Linked DNA regions of Mus musculus: region 2 is linked to region 1. Evidence: chromatin loops called from intact Hi-C (ENCODE). Cell type or tissue: gastrocnemius. All regions are shown on one strand. Each heading gives the region's core, and the rest is flanking DNA. Links, peaks and the distances in the headings are about the cores only.

Region 1 (11,841 bases), core at 3,811-8,810:
TGTGTGTTTACTAAGGCTTAGAGATGCAACATCTTTGGTGAATTAGAAAAAGAGTGTCTTGCAATCAGAAACAGACAAAGAAGCTTGTGTTGACAAGTCCTACACCTTTCACATTTCTCAAACGTTAATGGTGTCCCAGATTTGAGGGAGTAGAATGGGTAATTTAAGTTTTATGCAGAAATTGAAGACTTTGATAGTAGGACAATGGGTTCCCCAAGCTAAGGGAGCAGTCTGGCTCCTCATGGTACGGATCCCACTTTCCTCCCACTTTAAAGGTCATAACTAGGGACACATACATGTGTGTATGTTAGAAAAAGAGAAACATGGCTCACAAATCAGTAATGTCCTCAACTGCAGCATGCAGCTGGCCCTCCCACGCCTGCAGTCCTGTATCCAACTACTGAACAAACACATTCGCCAAGGAGGATGTTGAGATAGAGGCGGGTCAAGAGAGAGTGGGAAGGCAATGGGGCACATATGGTTGATGTATTATATAGATCTAAGCTTTAAAATTGCATTGTCCTGAATATATAGATTCTTGTTGTTATTTATCATATATATATATATATATATATATATATACACACATACACATATATATATAATATTTACCTTGTATTAGGTATTATAGTTAATCTAGAGTCAACTTGAAATACAGAGGATGTGCACGTACTGTATTATTTTATGTAAAGAACTTGAGAATTTGTGCATTATGTCTCTTCTAAGGTCCTAAGACCAGTGTTTGCATGGATTCCAGGGAGTGGCTATACTTGACATTTTATGTATGTGTGTGTGTGTGTGTGTGTATTTTTACATATATGCATGTATATATACTTTTTATATAAACCACTTATCAAAACCTATTGAATTCATGACCTGATAGATCTTTATCCATAATTTGAAATCCATAGGATACCAAATAGAACATGCTATTTCCAGATTAAATGTAGCATTATTTCATGCTGTTAATGTGAATAAGCAATGTTATCAGAGTCTTTCTTTGTAATGCTATTTGTAACCCCATAATTATGCCAGTGTGTGCTAACAGTGTTAATAGTAGCTAGCAAGGAGAGTCCAGTCGTTTTTACTAGTGTTCTTGTTATTCCTTGTAACAGCACTATGAACTAGGCATCCATTTTCCCATTTAAATAGTGAAGAAAGCTTGACAGTAGGGAAAGGCAAGACCAGGGTGCAAACCCAGCTGTGTGAAAGTGAGATCCCAGCTTTTATGCTGGGAACCACTAAACCAAGGGACTCATCCTTGATGCTAAGACGCTTTTAAAGTGGCAGTGGGAATGGTGCTGGTCCACCTGCTGCAGTGGGAAGAAAACTGAAGTCTCTAGGACCCTGCTCAAGTTCTGCCTTAGGCAAGATGGCCCTAACTAATATCTGGTCCTCCTCTCAGTCCTCCACCATAGCCAGTTATTGGAGGAATGGTAAAAATCCATCTGGGCCTGAGACTCTCAATCACAGGCAAAGGTTATCACTCCTCTGCTGTAAGAGTCTGAGAGCTGTCACATTAAAACCTTCTTCAAGGCCAGGTGTGGTAGCAGAGGCAGGTAGATTTCTGAGTTCGAGGCCAGCCTGGTCTATAGAGTGAGTTCCAGGACAGCCAGAGATACAGAGAAACCTTGTTTGTTTGTTTGTTTGTTTTAAATTTTTTTAAATTAACAAATTAAACAAAACACCAAACCTCCCTCAAAGCAGTGGTGAGACGTCCTTCAGAGGACAGTGAAGAGGACACCAGTTGCAGGTGGAAGCCCAGCTGCAGCACCTGTGAACTAAGGCACGGGGTGTTCCCTCTGCTGTGCAGAGCAAGTGACAAACGAGTCCCATTACCAGGACCCCAGAGTTCCACCTTTCCCTTTTTCTTTTTACCTTTCAGAAATTTGGAGAGCTTGCATTGACCAAAGAATCGAAGGCCCTGATGGGGCTTTATAACGGCCAGGTCCTGTGCAAGAAAAATAAATTTGGAGCACCACAGAAGAACGTTCAGTAAGCTGCCCTGCCTAAAAGCCTGAGAATTTGCTTTGCAGCAACTGTGCAGGGTCAAGAAGCCAGAGAACTAGATTAGCCTCAGCCTCTTCTGCCCTGGACAGCCGAGCCTTTATTCCAGTACATTCTTGTGTTCAGATCCTCTGAGTCCTCCCTAGGCCCTTCTAGCACCTTTATAGAGCTTTCTTATCTCGGAATAACTCCCTGGCAGTCTGGTTTAGGTCTCACATCTCAGACCAAAGCTATAACTCGGCTCCTGTGGTAAATACTTGCCTGGCATACAGGAACTCCGAGTTCAGTTGGCAGTACCACACAACCCAGGTATGGTGATATAAGACCATATAAGACCCTGGGGCTGGAATCTTTAAACAAAACAAAACAAAAAACAGACTCTTAGCCCTGCACTCATGAGGGTGAGTTCAAAGTCACCCTCTTCACGGTGAGTCCAAGGCCAGCCTCGGCTACATAAGACCTGTCTCAGAAGAAAAAAGAGCACCCAGAAGCTACTAGTAAGGAGACTGAAGTACTCTGGATAGGATGGTAAATCTTGAGAGAAAGGGAAATGACAGAAAAATGCTAAAATCACTATGAAATTATCAAACAGACTAGTCTTCGGACATAACCTAGATTTAGATTAGGCTTGGTTTCCCACGCTTTGGGCAATTGAGAGTTGGTTTAGTTCTGCCTTCATGGAAAAACCAAGTTTTTGGGCCTAGTGAGTTTTACATTTATCTTTAAAAATCAAAAATGTATTGTAGATAGACATCATGAAAAGCTCTTATACTTGTGGCTGGCGGTTGGTTTATTGGCTCACAGTGTGGGTAGTGTTTCCCAGCTAATCAGTGCCTGAGGTGTTCACCAGAACTGTTCGATCCTGTCCCTCCAGGCAGCTAGCCATCCTTGGCGCAGGGCTGATGGGGGCTGGCATTGCCCAGGTCTCTGTGGATAAGGGACTGAAAACTCTTCTTAAAGACACCACAGTGACGGGGCTGGGCCGGGGACAGCAGCAAGTGTTCAAAGGGTAAGTGGCCTGTTGGTGCCAGGAGGTGGACTGTGTGGGGCCGGGAGTGGGTTTGGTTTTGTCTTGTTTTTCATCACAGGGTCCTTTTGCCTGAACATAGCCCCACACTCTATAGTTTTACCAAAGTTTCCTTTGATTTTTTTTTTTTGAGAAATACTAATTATTCTTTCAACTCTTTTTCTTGATTATGTCATAGGACATTGGCCTTTGAATGTTTCCTTATTACTAGATATTCTAAATACCATTTATTCCATCCTTTGGTATGATACTAGTAACTGTCAGGTTTGGCAAGGTTTGCATGGAGTTGCCCCCGTGGAATGGATTATGGAACCTGCACAGCTCTTGGCAGGGCTGAGGGAGGGTGTGTGAGAACATGTGCCGACCAAGTAGGTGGAGGCAGTGCTGGCAGAGGAGAGCCCCTGCCAGTGAGCCAGATGCCCGAGGCCTGCCGACCAGCTCCACATCTGCAGCAGAACACCCACATGCAAAGTACATGGCAAAGTAAAGGTAAAACAAACGTCTTAAAATGAAAACCAAGGATGGCTCACAGCCCCGTCTCACACGGAGGCCGCCAGTTAGGCTGAGTGGAAATGGAGTCAGCTCAGCCACACTGAGGCTGTTTTTAGCCCAGTGTTCTGCACAGACATGACGGATTAGCTGGCTGCATCAGACTGTCCTTCGTGGGACTTTGTGCTGAGTGAGGGCATGTGTGTCCTAAGTGGATTATGTGGCTTGAGCTCACTGTCCTCCCTCAGCTACGGAGGAGTGTGTGCGCTACCACTACACTACTGGCCAGGACTGGCAGATTGGTGATATTGCCAGATTATAATGGAAAATAAAAAGGAGGGGGCAGCAGCGTATACAGCAACACTGTCCCAGCACCAACACCTAGGCCTCCCCTTCCAGCATCTCCTGCAATCACCAGCACGAAGAGCTGTTGCCATAGGATAGATAGCCTCATCCCTGACTTCTTCTAGATACTCCCTTTCTCATCTTAGGCCTGGTGAATGCCAATCACCATACTGCTGTCTTAGGACATGTTTTCTTTCCCTTCTCAGAAACTGTCACTCGGCATTGAGTCAGTCACTGCTGTTGGCACTTAGACAGCCTGTTGTAGCTAGCTGTAGGAAGGCAGCCCATGGTTTTAAAGCCTTTATTGAAAAAAAATATTTTTTTATGCATTGGTATTTTGCCTGCATGTATGTCTGTGTAAGAGTGTTGGATTCTCTGGAACTAGAGTTATAGACAGTTGTGAACTGCCAAGAGTGTGCTAGGAATTGAACCCAGGTCCTTTGGGAGAGCAACCAGTGCTCTGAATTGCTCAGTCATTTCTCCAGTCCCTTATTGGATAGTTCTGTGAACTTAGCTGCGACTTTAGTTTTTCTTTTCCTTAAGGGAGTTAGTGAATGGGTTTTCAATTCAGAGGAAAATTCTCTTATTTATTCTGAAAAGTATGGTTAAGATGAACCTAAAAGAAATCTCGTATTCCTTGGCGATGAAATGATCCAGTTATAACAAGACTCCTTTGTAGTTCTCCCTGGAAAAAGACAAGTTCAGTGTGAGACTTGTGTACTGAGTGAAAGTAGATTGACAGCCTGAAAAACAACCTTGGTCTGGAGATGTCGCTCAGTGTAAGAGTGCTCACTAAGGCCCTGGGTTTGAGACCCGAGCTGGGGTTGTTGGGTAGTGGGGAGAGGGGGACAGTGTTAGAGAGCAGCGTAAAGGGTGCAGTTAACACTCGCTGGTCTGGGACACGGTGGCAAGAGCCATGCTCTGTGCTTGCCAGTCTCCTCCTTGGGTCATGACTCACCTCTTGCTGGCACTCCCAACTGTCTTATGAGTAATACAGCCATGTGCAGTCATCTTGTGGTAGAAAGCCTGTGTGCCTGGGGTCCAAGGTGACATCAGATGCTATCACCTTCCTCATTAGCCGCTTAGCACCAAGTCCCTTTGAACTCGACCTCTTCAAAATGGGGGTAATGACACACAGGGTGTCGCAGGGTGCCTAAAGCCACACAGCAGCTGTCTTCTGCTGTTCTGTTCTAAGAGTGTGTTCTTTCTAGGCTGAACGACAAAGTGAAGAAGAAAGCTCTCACATCATTTGAAAGGGATTCCATCTTCAGCAACTTGATTGGGCAGCTGGATTACAAAGGCTTTGAGAAGGCCGACATGGTGATTGAGGCTGTGTTTGAGGACCTCGGTGTAAAGCACAAAGTGTTAAAGGAAGTGGAAAGCGTAAGTAAGGGCTGTTGCACTTGAATCCCGGAGGGCACCAAGCAGAGGGGTCTTGTCGGAGGGGAGACGCATGCCATAGAGCATGTGTGGCAGTCAGAGGGTAACTTGCAGGACTCATTTCTCTCCTCTCACCATGTGGGTCCCAGGGATCAAATCCAGGTTGTCAGGCTTGACAGCAAGTAAGTAAGTACCTTTACCCACTAAGCAATTTTGAGGCCTCAAATGTAAGTTTGTATGTGAGTGTACACATGCTGTGTATATCAGAAAGCTCAGGTATGAATCCTGTGGGAAGAAAATTAATTAAGTACCCTATGCTCCTAAGCCCAGGGCTCATTAGCCATATTGGAGTGGAAATGGGGAGGTTACCAGCCATCTAAATAGCCTCATGGGTACACAGGTGTCTTGGGGATTTCTTGTTGTTGGCTGTGAGCCATAATCAGGTGATTTCATATCTCGGTAGCAAAGGGAACCAAGGGAGCTTTCTCCAGGCTGTTTTGGATGGTTATCTGTGGTGGCGCTCCTTTGGACCTGCTCAAGTGTTCTAAAAGCCCATTCTTGAGATGACAGTGAACAAAATACGTACCTCATGTGGGTGATAGAAAGAAAGGTTTAGAAAAGGAGAAATGGCTGTAGTCCAAGAGTGAGAAAGAGCACAGCTAGACTAGACTAGGGAAATGATACTGAGCTGGCAACACTGGTGGCTGTCTTTGCAAGCTGTGGTGAAGCAGGCAGGATTACTAAGGCCACCTAAGTGGTGTCTCACGGCCATCCATAATGGGATCTGATGCCCTCTTCTGGTGAGCAGGTGTACATGCAGCCTGGCCACTTAATACATAAATAAAGACATCTTTATAAAGAGAGGGAAAATCCAAGGCACGAGGAAGACCTCCAGCACAGCATCCTGCCCATCCTCTCGAGAGACCTGACCTTTTGCTGCTTTTAAGAAAACTCCCAAGCTGAGTCTACGAATGGTTCAGTTTAAATCAGTCGTCTCTTACCCCCTATGGAACTAAACAGACTGTTCCTGACATTCTTCACGGGACAGTCTCTAAAGATTTGTTTATTTTATTTTTTTATTTATATGAGTATACTGCAGCTGTCTTCAGACACAGACTAGAAGAGAGCATTGGATCCCATTACATATGGTTGTGAGCCACACCATGTGGTTGCTGGGAACTGAACTCAGGACCTCTGGAAGAGCAGTCAGTGCTCTTAACCACTGAGCCATCTCTGCAGCCCGTGGAACAGTTTGTAGATGCTTCCCTGTCTTTCTGTCTCGGTCATTAGCTCACATCTCAGCGTACACATTGCTGAGAAGCATCTCTTGAACACCACAGCGCCCTAAACACCAAGCCTTTCAGGGCCTATTCCTCCCATGGCCAAAATGTCTCCATAGCAAGGTTCTCTAAGAGCAAAAGAGGTAGCTGCAGAACTGCAGCAAGGCCCAAGACCAACGGCCATGCTTCTGTTGGTAAAACCAAGCCATGGCCAGCCCTGATTTAGAGCGTGGGAAATAGACTCCTTCTTCCTAGGAAGAAAGGCATGCATGACCAAGGAGCAGCGAGAGTGTTGCCAGCCATCTTGGGAGATAAGTATTTGCTCTCCTAGAGTAGAAGATAAATATACCTCCCAGGCTGGCCTTGAACTCACTATGTAGCCAAGGATAACCTTGAGTTTCAGATCCTGCTGCCTCTTCCGAAGTGCTGGGATTACTAGCATGCAGCACTGTGCCCAGTTTATGCAGTCCTGGAGAACCAGCCCAGGGCTTCCTGCATGTGAGGCGAGCACTCTACCTACTGAGCTACATCTCTAGCCCAAGAGGCCCTTTCCCTCACCCTTGATACCATACTAGCAGCTAAGAGAGTATGTTCACTCTGAGTCACACCACACCGTCAGCTCACAGTCCACTCTGGTTGGTTAAAAATCATAGGATCCTCCTCACAGCCAGGCCCTTTCCTCAAATGCCTATACTTTCTTCTGCCTTTTTAATCCTAACGATTCACTTTTGTCTGTTATAATTAACGTTTTGTACTCAACTTTTCAATGTGTTAAATGTGTCTTCAACCTTGATTCTAATCTTATGTTTGCATTCTGTCTGTGCCAAATTTGTGCAGATTTAACAGACACATCTTCCATATTTTTACCCGTGTCAGAAAACTTGAATAAGTTGAGATTAGAGCCAGAAGACTGCGCATCCTGTGTTAGGGACAGTGCAGACAGGCAACTAAAGCTAACAGTTGGTCGTATTTGTTTGCTGCACGCATAATTACAGTGGACACTGCCCTTCGGTGGCTCAGTTAGGATGAAGGAAGTATACACTTTCTGACTTAGGAAGGGTGAGCGAGGGTACAGAATGGTGTAATCTTCCAGACTTGAGAGCACATCTAAATACCAAGAGGGGTCAACACCCATGCCCCACTTTGACCGAAACCTAATTCAACTCATCCTTGTGGCATTTATGTAAGGTACCACGTTTACCCAAGTGCTGAGATGTGGTCTCCAGGGCAGGACAGGCCGTCAGTAGAGGATGGCTCAATTAAGAGAGCAAGGTCGCTGGGCAGTGGTGGCGCACACCTTTAATCCCAGCACTTGGGAGGCAGAGGCAGAGGCAGGTGGATTTCTGAGTTTGAGGCCAGTCTGGTCTACAGAGTGAGTTCCAGGACAGCCAGGGCTACACAGAGAAACCCTGTCTTGAAAAGACAAAACAAAACAAAAAGAGAGAGCAAGGTCAACACAAAAGCTTTTAGGTGAGTCACAGAGTCTGGGTAAGTATGGATTGGAGAGGAGGCTGGGCTCGAGTATCACTGAGCTGTGCAGTGGCTGTCATCTCTAGGCCCACCTGACAGATTCTTACATGCTTTCCCCTGCAGGTGACTCCAGAACACTGTATCTTTGCCAGCAACACATCTGCTCTCCCAATCAATCAAATTGCTGCTGTCAGCAAAAGGCCTGAGAAGGTAAACCCGACAGAAACCCTCAAACGGCAGACTGCTTCAGACTCACTGGCTGAAATTTTAGTATATGAACCAGGAAAAGACCAGTGTAGAGTATAAAGTGGATGGGGTGCTTCCCCAAAGTGGTCACAGAAAACTGAGCGCCACTCTCTACAGGTGTAGGATGGTGACTGGTGTGCATCCCTCGTGGCGGCTAGTTCTCAAATGTGGACTATTAAAGTTACTTACATTAGAACCAGATACTGAGGGCTAGGCCCTAAACCAGGAAGCAGTGTGCTGTTCAGCTGTAGTGCAGTGTGGTGCCTGCCTAGGCTGGGTAAGACTCCAATCCAGCCTGGAAGGTCAGGGCTGGGGGACCTACAGCCTCACCCTCAACCTCTACCCAGGATCTGAAAGTACTAAACTTAGAAGTACTTTCACTGAGTATTTGCAATGCTGTCTAGAAAGTTATCTTTGCTTAAGCAGATTCATAAAGAATGTAGTCATTTAAAGAGGGGAAAAAAGCCTCACTTCTCTGGAGGATACCTGCTTCAACTGAGCAGCCAGAGAGACTAGAAATAACAACAACAAAATTTCTAAGCAGCTACAGTTGCTAATACTAGGCCTGTGTCTCCAAACCACCCAAGCCTGACTCTTCCCCCTCCTATGGTGTGTGGCTGCAGAACAGTCTACCTTTCCTAGCACACTGGTCCAGGGATGTGATGTGGGGCCTGATGGAGGTGAGCCCAGGGGTGGCAAGAGACCATGGACCCAACCCTCTGCCTAGATCAGCAGTTCTGCCCACAGGCCTTTCTCTCCAGTGTTTCCCTCCCCGGCACTGGTAATGTGCTGGTTATGGCTCCCTCACAGGTGATCGGCATGCACTACTTCTCCCCCGTGGACAAGATGCAGCTCCTAGAAATCATCACCACTGACAAAACCTCCAAGGACACAACGGCCTCTGCCGTGGCCGTGGGGCTCAGGCAAGGGAAGGTCATCATTGTGGTCAAGGTAAGGTCAGAAGCAGAAGCAGGCTATGAAAGTTCAAACATGATTTCTTGAGCCTCCAGACTTATTATAACTCTTCTGTGGTGGGGGGCAGGGGAAGGGGATACCAGCCTCCAAAACTCTGTCCACTAGGTTGTCTCCAAAACGGACAGTAGTGGTGACTGTCCTGCTGAAGTAGGATAGCAGGAGTGTCTGGGCTCTGGCAGATCCTCACTGGTGACTCCAGACCTCAGAGATGACATGAAACCCAGACTGTTCGAGGTGGCTTCTTCTCCAGTATAACATTGAGCATTCTGATGAGAGCTTAAGTCAGCTAAAGCTGTGAATGATGTCTGGGAAAGGAATACTGGATGTGGTCGTGGGCAGCAAAGCAAGGCTGTAAGCTCCCTTCCTCTCCCTTGGCAGGACGGACCCGGCTTCTACACCACCAGGTGTCTTGCACCCATGATGTCTGAAGTCATGCGAATCCTCCAGGTGGGTACTGTTCTATGGAATGTCTGAGGCCTTGTCATATCTTTTTCTGTCCTCCAAGCTAAAGATGTCCAGATGAGGGACAAGTTCCCCAAGAATGTACTACTGCTTTTCTCCAGAGGCCCTTTTGTGTCTCCCTCTCACACTGAAACAGGATGTCCTGGGACTAAGACTGTGCCCAACAGGCAGAGTGTTAACTCTGCTGGTTGCTCCCCCAGCATTGCAGGAGCCAGAGCCTCCCAGAATGGCCTGACTACCATTGTATCACACCACACACACACACACACACACACACACACACACACACACACACACACAGAGAGAGAGAGTGAGTGTGTGTGTGTGTGTGTGTGTGTCCTGGTAGCCATAGCATCTACTTAGTCCTGAGATTCGGAGTCACCAGCGAGAAGGAACTCTGTGATCGGAGTGCCTGTGGGATAGCTGCAGGGTTTCCCTTGTGCTTTCCTGGATGAAGCGCTAGTTCTGCATCTGGCCAGGTGATGTCCAAGAAAAGAAGTGGGCTCTGCACAAGGTTGTGCCTGCAGCTTATGCAGGCAGCCCTTGTGTGGGGGACCTGGGATGGCTGTGCCCTGAGGCCCTTGCTTTACTTCCCGTTCAGGAAGGAGTTGACCCTAAGAAGCTGGACGCCTTGACCACAGGTTTCGGCTTCCCTGTGGGTGCTGCCACGCTGGCAGACGAAGTGGGTGTGGATGTAGCACAGCACGTAGCAGAAGATCTAGGCAAAGCCTTTGGGGAGCGATTTGGAGGTGGCAGCGTAGAACTGCTGAAACAGATGGTCTCCAAGGGCTTCTTAGGTGAGTAACTCCAGGACACAAGAGTTAGCTGCTAGTTACAGAGCTCTGAGCAGGTGCCTGAGAATAGAGAGGGTAGAGGGGAAAGATTCCAGAACACAGGTCCCTAGACATAGGGAATCTCCTAGGCTGGGGAAAGGCAGTCGGTGCCGTGTATGCCAGAGAAACCAGCATCCTCCTCCTGCACGGTCAGGAGCAAGTTCTATATCCACCAGGCCCTGAGGTCTGGCTACCTGTGTCCAACATACAGAACATACAATTGAGGCTGCAGTGAAATCTCCTTTAGGACCTGGGACTTTCATTTGTACATTAAAATTGGGCGTGGGCGTGGGCGTGGCCTTTCTTATGCAGACTCAGATTTCCATGCACCAGAGCTTTCTCCTCTGCCCATCATCTGACAAGGGTTAAATGGCTCAGTTGGCTGCATGCAGGAGCTTAGGGGTGCAGTGGAGTGCTAGAAGCTCACAGCATCCAGCAGAGACAGGGTTTGCTGCTGGGGTAAAAGGCAATGACTAACACAGTCTCTTTATTCTCTCAGGTCGCAAGTCTGGGAAGGGCTTTTACATCTATCAGGAGGGCTCAAAGAATAAGAGTTTGAATTCTGAAATGGATAATATCTTGGCAAATCTGAGGCTGCCTGCCAAGCCCGAGGTGTAAGTTGATTTGAGTGACTATTTGCCCGAAAATAATGTTTATCTTAGTAGCTCAAAGCTCCTTGGCCCCTTTTCTATTCTATTTATGACCCAAAGCTGGCAAAACACTGTACAGCTAAATTCCCTGCACATGAGCCCAGTTTCAGTATCCAGGTGAGAGTGGGCCAAGCCTGTGGACACCCTGCCTGCTCCAGCCTGTGAAGGTGGGAGGTGGGTTGTGGAGGCGCCTGTACCCTCCTCACTGTTGGTTACCTTTGGGAATGTGCTGCTGTTGCTGATCCTTCAGATGTGACAGTCATCTCTCCTGTGCCAGGCCCTGTTTAGGTGCTCAGTTCACATTGGATAGGGAAGAGAAAGGACTTTGATCTTTGAGGATGGTGTAGTACACCCTGGCCACTGGCCTCCCTAGAACTCACCCGCACCCCACGTGCTGTGCTCTGGCTCCTCCCTTTCTTTCTCTAGCTAAGTTCTCCTTCCTGCTCCCTTCTCTTCCTCAGCTCCTCTGATGAAGACGTCCAATACCGTGTGATAACAAGGTTCGTGAACGAGGCAGTCCTGTGCCTACAGGAAGGGATCCTGGCCACACCGGCAGAGGGAGACATCGGAGCTGTCTTTGGGCTTGGCTTTCCCCCTTGTCTCGGAGGTCAGTGTGCAGGCCGGGAAGTTGCCTTCCTTTATCCTTGTGCAAGTTACAGTCTCTTTCACTAAAAAGT
Region 2 (11,841 bases), core at 3,909-8,908, 62 kb before region 1:
ATATAGTGTGTGTGTGTGTGTGTGTGTGTGTGTGTGTGTGTGTGTGTATGTGTGTGTGTGTGTAAGTAACCAGCCAACCAGTCCTACCTTAAATGGCTTGCCCTTTGAGGTCTGATATCCAGAGAGGAGAGCTGTTTATGCAGGTGAGGCAAGTGTCCTGTCCCCCAGCTCTAAGTTTCAGGATAAGCTTTTCTATAGGAAAGACAGACACTGGAGAAGAGCCACACATGACCCCATGTTCCTGGTAAGTGTGTGTGCAGGAATCCACTAGTGAGTTCTAGGCAATAAGGCACTCTTCCCTGCTAGGCTCTGCTCAAGAAAGGTAGATCTTCATTTCCTTGCAGCTCAGCAGTCTATCACCCTGAAGTATCCAAGCAAGATGCAGGAAAAAGGTAGTTAGAGCTACCTAGTAACCTGATGAAAAAGCCTGCCTTGGCTAGAAAAAAACCAAAACAACAAAACAAAAGGAAAAAACAAACAAACAAAACAAAAACCAAAGGCAATGTTCCAAAGAACTACAAGAAAAAGAGCTGTAATCAGCAGTGTATTTTGTACCCAACAATGCATGTGACAGATACAAGGAAAATGTCACTCCTGAGTGATTTCTTTGCTGTTTCTTTTTGATAGTTATGAAGAAAGGATGACTGATTGACAGGAACCTGTGATCTTCCAATGAAGATGAAGGGCAAAATTCTGTTTCTTTGGGGCAGAATTTAATTATAAAGTTATTACTAATAAAAACTGCTTCTAAAACACAACAAAAGAGGTCATTTACTAATTTATGAAGTAGCACATACATGTCATAGAAAAAAATCCACAGTGAATTCAACTATTAAAACAGGTGACTGGGCATTCAGCAACAGTGAAACTTTTGACAGTGCTCTCTGAAACAGGAAATAAAGGACATTTGCTCAGCCTGAGGGAGGGACCCAGACGCTGTGTATTACCGACTATAAAAAGTACTACTGTAAAAAGTAATGTCAGATGTTGGGAAGTGCTTTACAATAAACTCCCAATTTTACATGTACTTATATAACCACAATAAAAAGTTGACTGCACATGAGCCTGTGTGTTTCATAGCAGAACAATAAAATTGATGGCAACTTTAGAACTTCTACTTAGAGAATATGGACCGTCAGTTTTCTTGTGATCTTATCCAAGACTTGCGTAGTGGCCAAAATGTCTCTGAAACAGCTATAAGTTCATACCATGCTTCCCATGTTGTCTTTACAGCATATACAGTTTTCTATACTAGCCAGGCATGGTGGTGTGAGGTTTTAATCCCAGAGAGAGGTCCGAGGCCAGCCTGGACAGCCACGGCTTCATAGGAAACCCTGTCTCAAAAACCAAATCAAACAAACAAAACGGTCTTCTATTATCTTTCTTGCCTTATCTTCTCTGTTTATAGATGTTTTGCCTGCATGTATGTCTGTGCATCACATATGTTGCCTTGAATTCTCTGTTTATAGATGTTTTGCCTGCATGTATGTCTGTGCATCACATATGTGCAGTCCCTAAGAGGCCAGAAGAGGGAGTCAGATCACCTGAACTGGAGTTCTCAATGGTTTGAGCCTCCATGAAAGGACTAACCCAGTTCCCTAGAGGAGCAGCCAGAGCTGTTGATCAAAGAGCATCTACTCCAGCCCCTTGTTAACATCTTTTTAAGGTTTAGGGAAAGGTGAAGTCCTTTTTCTCTAACTTAAAAAAGAAATCAATAGAGAACACACATATCAGAGAAATACGTATGGAAACAAAGAGGCACATTTGAATGACACCTGAGGCAAGACAGACAGAAGAGTAAGAAGAAGACAGGACAATCAGACATCTGACCAGTTGATAGAATTCACAGGGAGTGGCAGGCTTTTGAGAAAATGTTACATAAAATCAACAAATCAACAAAAAGTCTCTGGTAAGTCAGTATTTCTAATTTATAAGATCTATGGGTGTTTCCATAAAATGGGATAGAAACGTTTGCTGTTAAAATAAAAACTGGTGGGCCAGTGAGATGGCTCAGCAAATGAAAGTGCTTGCATGTGAGCCTGTCAACCTGAGTTTGAGATCAGAACCCACAAATGGTGGAAGGCGAGAACTGACTCCCCAGAGTTGCCCTCTGACCTCTGAGTGTCATGGCATGCACATCCCACACCCACTCCCACACAAATACATAAATGTAATAAAAAATAAGCATATAAAAGCCCGCTCCCTGCAGACGCAGAGGAGGCTCCTTTCTCCAGCGTGCTTTGGCGGTCGGGGCGGGGGGGGGGGGGGGGATTTCCTTTTCCTTCCCAAGCAATGACGCATATCCAATGCACGCTGTGCTGGTAACAACCATGTATTAGAACCAGTGCATGAAACAACATTAACCCTTCACTTGGCACCTCTCACCATTTAAAAAAAAATTCATAAGAGAAGTCCTCAGGGACAAATAAAACACATTTCAAAGCAACTCTCATTTCTAAGTTGGCTTAAAAAGTAAGTGAGCGGCCTGGAGAGATGGCTCAGCAGGTAAGAGCACTGAGTGCTCTTCCGAAGGTCCTGAGTTCAATTCCCAGCAACCACGTGGTGGCTCACAACCATCTATAATGGGATCTGATGCTCTCTTCTGGGGTATCTGAAGACAGCTATGGTATACTTACATATAATAAATAAATAAACCCTTGGGCTGGAGCTAGCGGGGCTGGAGAGAGAAGACAAAGTGTGTGAAGACAGCTACGGTGAACTTACATATAAATAAATAAATCTTTTTAAAAAACAAAAAGTAAGCGAGCAAGAGAGCAGGTAATGTCCAGAGGCCACGCCCACGCGCACCCCAGTGCCAGTACACACAACCCGTCAAAGAGGCGCATGGTAAGAGCAGTTAGAATGCATCAACATGCAGGGCTGCTGTGTGATCAGAAACACATGGGGAACCTCTGTTAAGCTACAGAGGTAAACCAACAGCTTGCAGGTAGCATCCCACTGTGTGATTTTGGATCATACAAACACATTCTAAAAAGGAGAGAGATCAAAGTGTAACGATGGCTCCAAGGCACTCTGCACTTTGTTTTTATTGTTGTTGTTGTTTTGAAACAGGGATTCATTATGTAGTCTTGGCTGTCCTGGAACTCACTATGTAATCTGTCACTAGTTTATTTATTTGAGACATCTCTTTCTCTCTGTCTCTCTGTCTCTGTCTCTTTCTCACCTTTTTGGGAGATTATTTTCAAGACAGGGTTTCTCTGTGTAGCTCTGACTGCCCTTAAACTCAGAGATGTGCCTTTCTCCGTCTCCCAGGTGCCGGGGTTAAAGGTATATGCTGTCACTGCCTGGCTAGGGACTTTACGATGAAGAGGAATCGCAGGTTGGAGGGACTGAGAGCATGTTGGGGTGACAGGAACACTAGCAGTGGTGCTGACCTTGGAGGGAATGCATTGTTGTGAGAGAGAAGAGGCTCGTAGACTTGTTGGCAACATCTGGAGCTGCAGTGGACTCAGAAGTTCCTTTCCCTTCCATATAGAGGTCTGTCAGGTCAAACAGTTGATTACCAAAGCAGAACTCCACACGACAATGTAACGCTACCTTAGCTGCCACCTGAGTACTCAGAAAGATGAGGCAGGAAGAGCACACGTTCTAGGCCACACTGGGCTACACAAGAGCTAGAATTTCTCTAAAGCCGCACTTCTTATTTGTTCAGTTTATATGTTTAACTATGCAAATGATTCAGAACTTTTTCAAAGTAATCATTTCTAATATAAAAAGACACATTTCAGTTCTATAGGAAGAATAGTCCAGAGAGCTGGTGTGAGAACTAGAGTTAGAATAATCTTTTGTGTGCTAGAAATTTTCTAAGAAAGCAGCTTTGAGGGACTGTTACACACACACACACACACACACACACACACACACACACACACACACATACACACACACACACACCAGTTATGTAAGATAACAGATAAATTAGCTTGATTAGTAATCATTTCAATGCACATCCCCATCAAAACAAACCTGCTACAGAGGCTGGAGAGCTGGCTCAGCAGTTAAGAGCACTGACTGCTCTTCCAGAGGTCTTGAGTTCAAATCCCAGCAACCATCTATAATAGGATCTGATGCCCTCTTCTGGTGTGTCTGAAGACAGCGACAGTGTACTCATATATAAAATAAATAAATGTTTTTTAAAAAATGCTGCAAACTACATATAACTATGTAACAAAATGTTAACTACAAAAATTCAAATAGAGAGGAAATTAAAACTCAAATACACATACCCATTATTACTACTTTGATGTTTGTAATTTTCAGAAGGTCCCTGAGAACCCTGTTCCTGATGAATTTGAGAAAGAGCAAGTGTGGAGGTATGTTCCTGTGATATCAGCACTCAGGAGTTTGAGGATAGCCTGGGCTACATAATAAAACTGTCTCAGAGAAAAAAAAGTGTAAAACCTGAGGAAAGGCTAGGAGGAGAATGGCTGAGAAGAATTAGAATTCTTTTCATTGACAGTAAGGCAGGCAGGAATTTTCTCCTATTTTATTGGGTACTGAAGTCCAGACTGCCTGACATCTAGTAGACAGTGAGTAGTTGCTGGATGAATGAACTATATAGACCATAGGAAGAGTGTGAGCTTTTACTCGGAATCAGAGATGGTCAGAAGATAACAAACTGAGAGATTAATGTCTGAATGAGAAGACAGAAGAAAGAACGTTTTCATTCCCAAATGGCTATTTGGTGGGATGGAGAAAAGCAAAGTTTTCTGTACAACAGCCTAGTGTGTGTGTGTGTGTGTGAGGCTTTTCTTTGCACTTCCAGTGATATTTGGGGTTTTCTTCTCTTCTTCCTTTTCCTCCTTATCCTTCTCCTCTTTTCTATGTAGCCTTGACTGACCTAGAATCCATTTTGTAGGCCAGGCTAGCCTCGGATCCTTGAATTCTCTGAGGTTCCCCCTGCCTTTTCCTCCCACGTGCTAGAATTAAAGGTGTGTACCGCTATTCGTGATGGTATTGAGTATATTTTTAAATGACATCCACATAACTGCTTTGGAGAAATATTTATTCAAATTATTTGTCCATTCTCACCTAGACTGTTTCTCTGGCTTTGAACTGCAGGAATTTTGCCTTGTTTTTGTTTCTTGAGACAAGGTTTCCCTGTGTAGCCTTGGCTGTCCTGGGACTCTCTAGACCAGGCTGGCCTCGAACTTGTAGAGATCCGCATGCCTCAGCCTCCCGAGTGCTGGGATTAAAGGCATGCGCCACCACGCCCGGCTTGAATGTGTCTTTGATGCAGAGAAATCTAATCCTTTTTTTTCTTGTTGCTTCTGCTTTGGTGTCGTACCCAAGAAATCATCATCAAACCCAATGACATCCGACCTCTGTGCAGGTTTTACTCTTGCTTGCCCCTTCCTGGTCTAGCTGAGGATCTAACCCAGGTCCTTACGCATAGGAGACATGCACTCCCAGTGAACTGTACCCCAGCCCCGGGATTTTTATTTTTTAAAGACAGAGTCTATAGTCTGGAACTCTCTACAGAGGCAAGGCTGGCCTTGAACTCACAGCACTCTACCAATGTCTGCCACCTCAGTGCTGAGATTAAAGGATGTGTCAGCAGACCCAGCTTATTTTTTTTCAAACTGTTCACTCCAGACTGTTCACTTCAGAGTTCACCAGTTTTTCCATGAATGCCCTCCCCACTTTCTGTCCCAGAACCCAATCCATTTTGTTATTATGTCTCTTTGGTGCCCTCCGAGACGGTCTCTCATGACCTTGACAGGTCTTATGTACTGGTCAAGTACTCTAGAATTTCCCTTAATTTGAGTTTGCCTGGTATTTCCTTGAACTTCAACGAATTCTGAGTATCTGAGGTTATTTTGGGTTCAGCTGATGCTTGCCCTTTCTGCACTGTATGTTTGCTTTCCCCACTTTCCACGAACTACTCGCTGGAGTCGCAAAGTCCAGCCCATTGTCGGGGGGAGGGGCTAGTTCCAAATTCTGGACTGTAGGTACTTACATGTATTATTTGTTATTTTTCTGTAAGAAAACTATCTTTTGCTTGTCTTATAAATTATCTTTCAACTCACTTTAGGTATCTTTAGAAGTTAGTTCTATTTATAAACTTATCTATCACTTAACAAGAGCCCTTTTTCTGCTGTGAGCAACCGGGTACCTGTTTCCTGGATTCATGAGTGTGTTCTTCAGGGAAGGGTCCTAAGAGAAGTGTTGGATGATAGACCTTGTGCCATATTCAAATGCAAGACAATGTCAGGCTCTTTTCCCAAAATTGCTATCAATTTGTATTCTCCCAGTCTGCACTGGGCTTGTGGTGGACCCAAGTTCAGTGCCAGTACTCACATGGTGACTCATGACCGTCTAAACTCCAACTATGGTGTAAGCCTGCATATCTCGTCTCCATGGGCCGGAGCTCCCACTGCACATACCCATAGGTCAAAACACACATATACATACAATTAAAAATAAATCTTATAAAATAAGCACTTGCTGAGTTTGGTAGCACAGACCTTTAATCTCGGAGCTCAGGCCAGCCTGATCTATATGGTAGTTTCAGGATAGCCAGACCTATATAGTGAGACTCTGCTTTAAAACAAAACAAAAACAAAACCAAAAACAACAAAAAATCCCAACCAACCAACCAATCAAACAAAAAACCCAAAACAAAACAAAACAAAGAAAGTGTTTTACATCTTTACCAATAGTTGCTATTCTCAGTCTGGTTGATTTTGCCAACCTGGTAGGTATAAAGTAAAATCTCATGGTCTCAGGGGTTTCTTGTTTGTTTTTGTTCTATTGTTGGTTTTTTTTTTTTCCTGAATCCTAGTTTCACATTTATTTATCATTTGTATGTCATTTGAAAAAAAAATGTCTATGATTCTTTTGTCATTCTTTAAAACATTTTCTATCTTCTGGGTCTGTAGCAATTCTTTATAAAATGTGTTCACTATATTTCCAAGCATTCTAAGCACATGGAAAACCAAAATTCCTATTTCAACATAGGCAAGGCAAAAAATTTAATTTCTAACTAGACTTCATGTGGGTGGATGGATGAGCATGTCATGGCACACACGTGGAGGTTAGAGGACAGTATGTGAGCACTGGGTCTCTCAGACTACCACATGGGTTCTGGGGATGGAAGTCCAGCTCCGCCAGCTCAGGGGTAGGCACCTTTACCCAGTGAGTCACCTTGACAGCCCAGTGTTGGCAATTTTCTAGAACTATAATGTTTAGTATTTTAAATGTCTTCTCCAATAAATTCCCCTGTCCCTTCAATCTGAGACCACAGTGACATTATTTTCCTAAATTTTAAGGAAAAAAAAAATTACCCCATATATTTAACTTAATTTGGAGCGGACTTTTTGGGGTGTTGTGTGTATATAACATGCTGAGGGGTACACATGTGCCAAGAACATGCTTTAAGCCCAGTACTGGGGAGACTGAGGAAAAAGGATATGAGTTGACCCCAGCTCATACTACATTGCAAGACCTAGCCTCAAAATCTCAACCAAGTGTATAGCTTTTAGATGTATGGATTGCTGTGGTGGTCTTTATAAGAATGGACCCCACAGGCTCACATGTGTGAATACCTGGTTCCCCTTAGTGGCACTGTGTAGGAAGGGTTAAAATGTGTGGCCTTGTTGGAGGTGTGTCATAGGGGAGTGGGCTCTGAGGTTTCAAAAGCCCAAGCCCAGCTCAGTCTCTGTTTCTCTGCCTCCTGCCTAGGCTACTAAGCTCTAGGCTACTGCAGCCCCATACATGCCTGCTGACACGTCTTGCCTTGGTGATCATGGACTAACCCTCTGGAACTGTAAACAAGCCCCCAGTGAAATGCTCTTTCTACACCCTGCCCCGATCATGGTGTTTCTTCACAGCAGTACAACAGTAGCTGAGACAATTACCTTATATTTTAAAACAGAAAAAGTAGAAACATAAGACTAGTGCTTATATATTTGATTACTGGAAAACTTTCCTCATTTATTAGCCTGGCTATTAGGAAATGTATTATATAATTAACCCTTTTATATATACATGGCGCACCTGTAAAAATGCCTTGTTTTATTTCTATTGATGGGTTTTTGATTAAGACTGCTGTCTTATTAATTTACTTATTTATTCTGTGTGCGGGTGTGCACATACATGCATATGTTCTGTGACTCATGTGTAGAGAGGTTAAAGGACAACTTTGGCAGGCTTGGTGGCAAGCACCTTTACCTGCTGAGCCAGCGGAAAGCCCAAGGGAGTGCTTTTGGTTCATGCCATTTTCCCCAACTCACAAAGTTCATTTTCACTTGTAAACTGTTACAGTTAAATAACCTGGGAAACTTAAAAGTGTTTCGGAAGTTTGGTTAGTGGCTTCCTTGATTCTAGGAATCCCCAAAGCATTCCTGGAGACGACTGCATAAGTTCTGGTCCCTCTTCCTTCTGACAGGATCACTATCCTCAAAGCCTGTTTCTTCCGTACAATATGTGATAAATACAAACAAAATACATGAGTGCAGCATCACATCAGCCAGCCTCTTGTGAAAATTACTTATCGTTATTTCCAGCAAGGTTTCAAGAGAGAATTACTCTGTGCAGCCCTGGTCGTCCTGGGACACGCTCTGCAGGTCAGTCTGGCCGAGAACTCACAGATCTGGCTGTCTCTTCCTCCTGAGGGCTGGGATTAAAGGTGAGCACCACCATCACTCAGTTAGACTTCTTTGTTCCTTAGTGACCACAGGCTAAGTGATTCTGTCATTTTTGCAAATGAATTTAAACCATCGCCTTTTGGGGAAAAGTTCACTAAGTATTAAAACATAAAATGTAACTGAGAAAATTTAAATCAGACATCTAAAGGTAAGCTTGGACTCAGAAGAACCTTAAAAACAAGAACACACCCCTCTGGAGATGAAGCTCATCTTTAGAGTACAACACTTGCCTAGTATCCACTAGGCCCTGACTTTAACTCCCAGCACCACACAAATATCCCATACAAAAATACATACATACACACTATGGCTTAATTTACCAGGAAAACTATGGGGAAATGACAGGGGGACTCTCAAGTCTTCTTCAGAGGTCAACACTGTTCCTTGCCTAAAAGTGCTCAAACCACCCAGGGTGATTCTGACAGCAACGTCCATACATCTGAGCAACATTCAAACAAATGTCTGTAACTGAATCTACAACTTCTTCAGGCTTGCATAAATGTGACTGTGTAGCACAGTTGTCAAGAATTTGAGGGGGTTTATTATAGTCAAAATTAAATATGTTCTTAAATGTTACATCAACCCTGACAAATAGGAGCATCTCCAATAAAATCAATTTGCTTCAATTAAGAAATGGGGGAGGCCAGGCGGCGGTGGCGCACGCCTTTGATCCCAGCACTTGGGAGGCAGAGGCAGGCGGATTTCTGAGTTCGAGGCCAGCCTGGTCTACAAAGTGAGTTCCAGGACAGCCAGGGCTACACAGAGAAACCCTGTCTCGAAAAACCAAAAAAAAAAAAAAAAAAAGAAATGGGGGAAACACTGTAAGTGTATTGTAAGTGGGACATTACTACTATGTCCCTGGCAGTTTCACAACTGACTGTAATAGTTATAAAAGCTGCCCATTTCCCACTAATAACGAGACTACGAACAGTCCTCTAATACATGTCTACTTTATTAAGGTCAACCAACATGGTATCTATGTCTCTAAGCATTTCAGGTTTAAGAGATGTTTAGATTATTTTTTTTTCTATAGTAAGTTAACTTAGGCACACCGGTTTGTATTTTAGAAAAAAATAATTATCTCTATGACACAGACAGGAATAAGGAGTATCTGCAAATGTTACAAAGACGATTCTAAACCTGAGCTAGCCTCTCTCTCTCCAAGTGGCTAGCAGCCATTAGTCTCTGTGAAAAGAAATAACAGGAACTGCGCAAACATCTGTAATAGTCTGGAACTTAGAGAGCAGAAGCTGTGATTATCGAAAACCTCGAACACTGGCAAGGCTGGATTGCAAAGTATTTAAGAGAAGGCCACAAATGTTGTTTCCTAAGAAGAGCTAGGAACTGCAGGTATCACTTGGTAGTGCATTGAAATGGCATTGCCCAGTGCAAGTGCTGAAGAGATCAGTCGGTCGCCTCCTTCTAGAGCAGTCATTTGGGGTAAGCTTCCACAATCATAGCATGACCCTGTGAAGAAGAAAGTTCAGTCAGACATCGGAAGCACTGAAAGGTGTTGAGTCCAGCCAGTACCTCGGCAGGCCAACAGCTTAACTACCACTGTGAGATCACAGGAACGGGATCACTTGGAGACTCAACTTCCTCTGTAACGGGGGGTTCATGGTGCCTAGTTTACAAACATTTTTACAAAAATTAAATCAGATAGAATACATTACATAGAGAACATGTACTTATATACATACACCTCCCTGTCCCCTCCCCCGCCCCCATGCATGCACCAGACTCAATCTAATGTAGAGTGTGAGTCCTAGTAAATGCTTTCATTTTAGTTTCTGTGGTGCTGGGGAATGAACTCAGGGCTACAGCATGCTAGGCAAGCCTCTACTACTGGGCCACCCAAACTGGATTTGAAAGGTTAAGTGACTCAGTCAAATCACAAAGCCATCGTGAAGAAAGACTGGGAAACAGGTGTAAGGATTCTGATTCTAAGGCCCGGGCTTGGCTCTCTCTGGTTAGGAAGATGAACTGAATATGACGGCATGCGCCTGGCCTTGTTGTAGCTTGTTATGCTGTGTTTGGTTGATGCCCCTGGGAAACCTGTACTTTTCTGAGGGGAGGGGGAAGGAGGGTGGATCTGGCAGAGTCTCGATAGGGCAGGGGAGACTGCAGTCCAGATGTAATATATGAGAAGAACATAAGAAAAATCTAAAGCTACAATTGAAAAAAGAAAAGGTGAACTGAGCGTCCCTAAGGGTAGAAGAATGAACACTGTCCTTTCTGCAACACTCGGCATAGCTCTGGGTACTAGTTATGACCCAAGTTCAAGCCTTACACAAACATTTAGTATTTCCTGGGTCTAAATCCTGTCTGCTAAACAGTCATTCTAACTGTTGGACTGCAATCAAACCTATAGACAGCCTAATGAAATGGTCAGCTTCTAGATTCAATTCAATTCCAACAAATATGTATTAAGAAACTATTATTTATAAAATACCAAGTTCAATACTTTGTAAGTTCATATACAAGCTCTTCCTCTGGAATTTAACATATACGTTAGTTTAAAATAGTCAATAATGTTTGTTTAATAATGCAAACAAACAAACAAAGCAGGAGGGAATGGTCTGACTGACCCACAGGAGCTGTCTCCTCCAACTTTACATATAATGCACTGTTTTCGTGTTTCAACAGGATCAGTGCTTCTCAACTCGGGGATGTGCTTCCCACTCTCTTCAGAAGACAGCTGGCAGGCATTTCTGCTAGTTTCAACTGTGTGCATATACATATGGGCAAGGGCAGGGCTGGGAAATGATTTGTTGCTATTAGAATCTCATGGGTAAAGGCTGTGCTAAAACATCCTACAGTACACAGCCCAAAGAATTAACTGGTCCAAAATTTTAACAATGCCAAAGATGAAATACACTGCTTTTGGTCTAGATAGAGATGGCTCAGCAGCTAAGAGTACGGCTGCTGTCCCAGAGGACCTGGGTTCAAGTTCCAGCCCCCACAGGGCAGCTCACACCAACTCCAGTCCCAGGGTTTCTGACACCCTCACATAGATATACACACAGGCAAAACATCAATGCACATAAAATAAAAATAAACTATAAAAAAAAGAAAAACACTGCTCTAGATCCACCATAATGAATTTGTGCTCTAATTTCCTAATCATGTTGGTATCACTCAAATGCCTCGATTAAACAAACAAGTGGCATGC

Evidence for each region. Hi-C counts contacts between places; a loop is a spot of excess contacts. Peaks named below come from ENCODE experiments on the same cell type or tissue, not always from the same donor. Only the 100,000 strongest peaks of a DNase experiment are listed, where the experiment ranks them.
Region 2: a loop joins it to region 1, with 2.3 times the contacts of the local background. A loop is called at or near these places in 9 of 42 quality-filtered maps.

What each region holds. Positions count from the first base shown.
Region 1 is chr5:30,119,975-30,131,815 of GRCm38, reverse strand. Hadha (hydroxyacyl-CoA dehydrogenase trifunctional multienzyme complex subunit alpha) reads left to right here. Exons shown (of 20, transcript NM_178878.3): 11 at 1,886-1,995; 12 at 2,882-3,016; 13 at 5,080-5,251; 14 at 8,122-8,208; 15 at 9,055-9,195; 16 at 9,598-9,666; 17 at 10,283-10,478; 18 at 11,014-11,128; 19 at 11,626-11,771. Among named protein-coding and RNA genes, the nearest start is that of 3110082J24Rik, 20 kb to the right of the region's middle. In gastrocnemius, for the core only: a CTCF peak has its summit at 6,058 (motif pointing left); a DNase peak (open chromatin) is centred at 6,009; H3K27ac peaks cover 208 bases.
Region 2 is chr5:30,182,348-30,194,188 of GRCm38, reverse strand. Hadhb (hydroxyacyl-CoA dehydrogenase trifunctional multienzyme complex subunit beta) reads right to left here. Exons shown (of 16, transcript NM_145558.2): 16 at 9,596-10,136. The coding sequence ends at 10,101. It overlaps Adgrf3 (adhesion G protein-coupled receptor F3), which reads left to right. Exons shown (of 14, transcript NM_001014394.2): 14 at 628-758. The coding sequence ends at 652. Among named protein-coding and RNA genes, the nearest start is that of Adgrf3, 17 kb to the left of the region's middle. In gastrocnemius, for the core only: no CTCF peak of the experiment used is centred there; no DNase peak of the experiment used is centred there.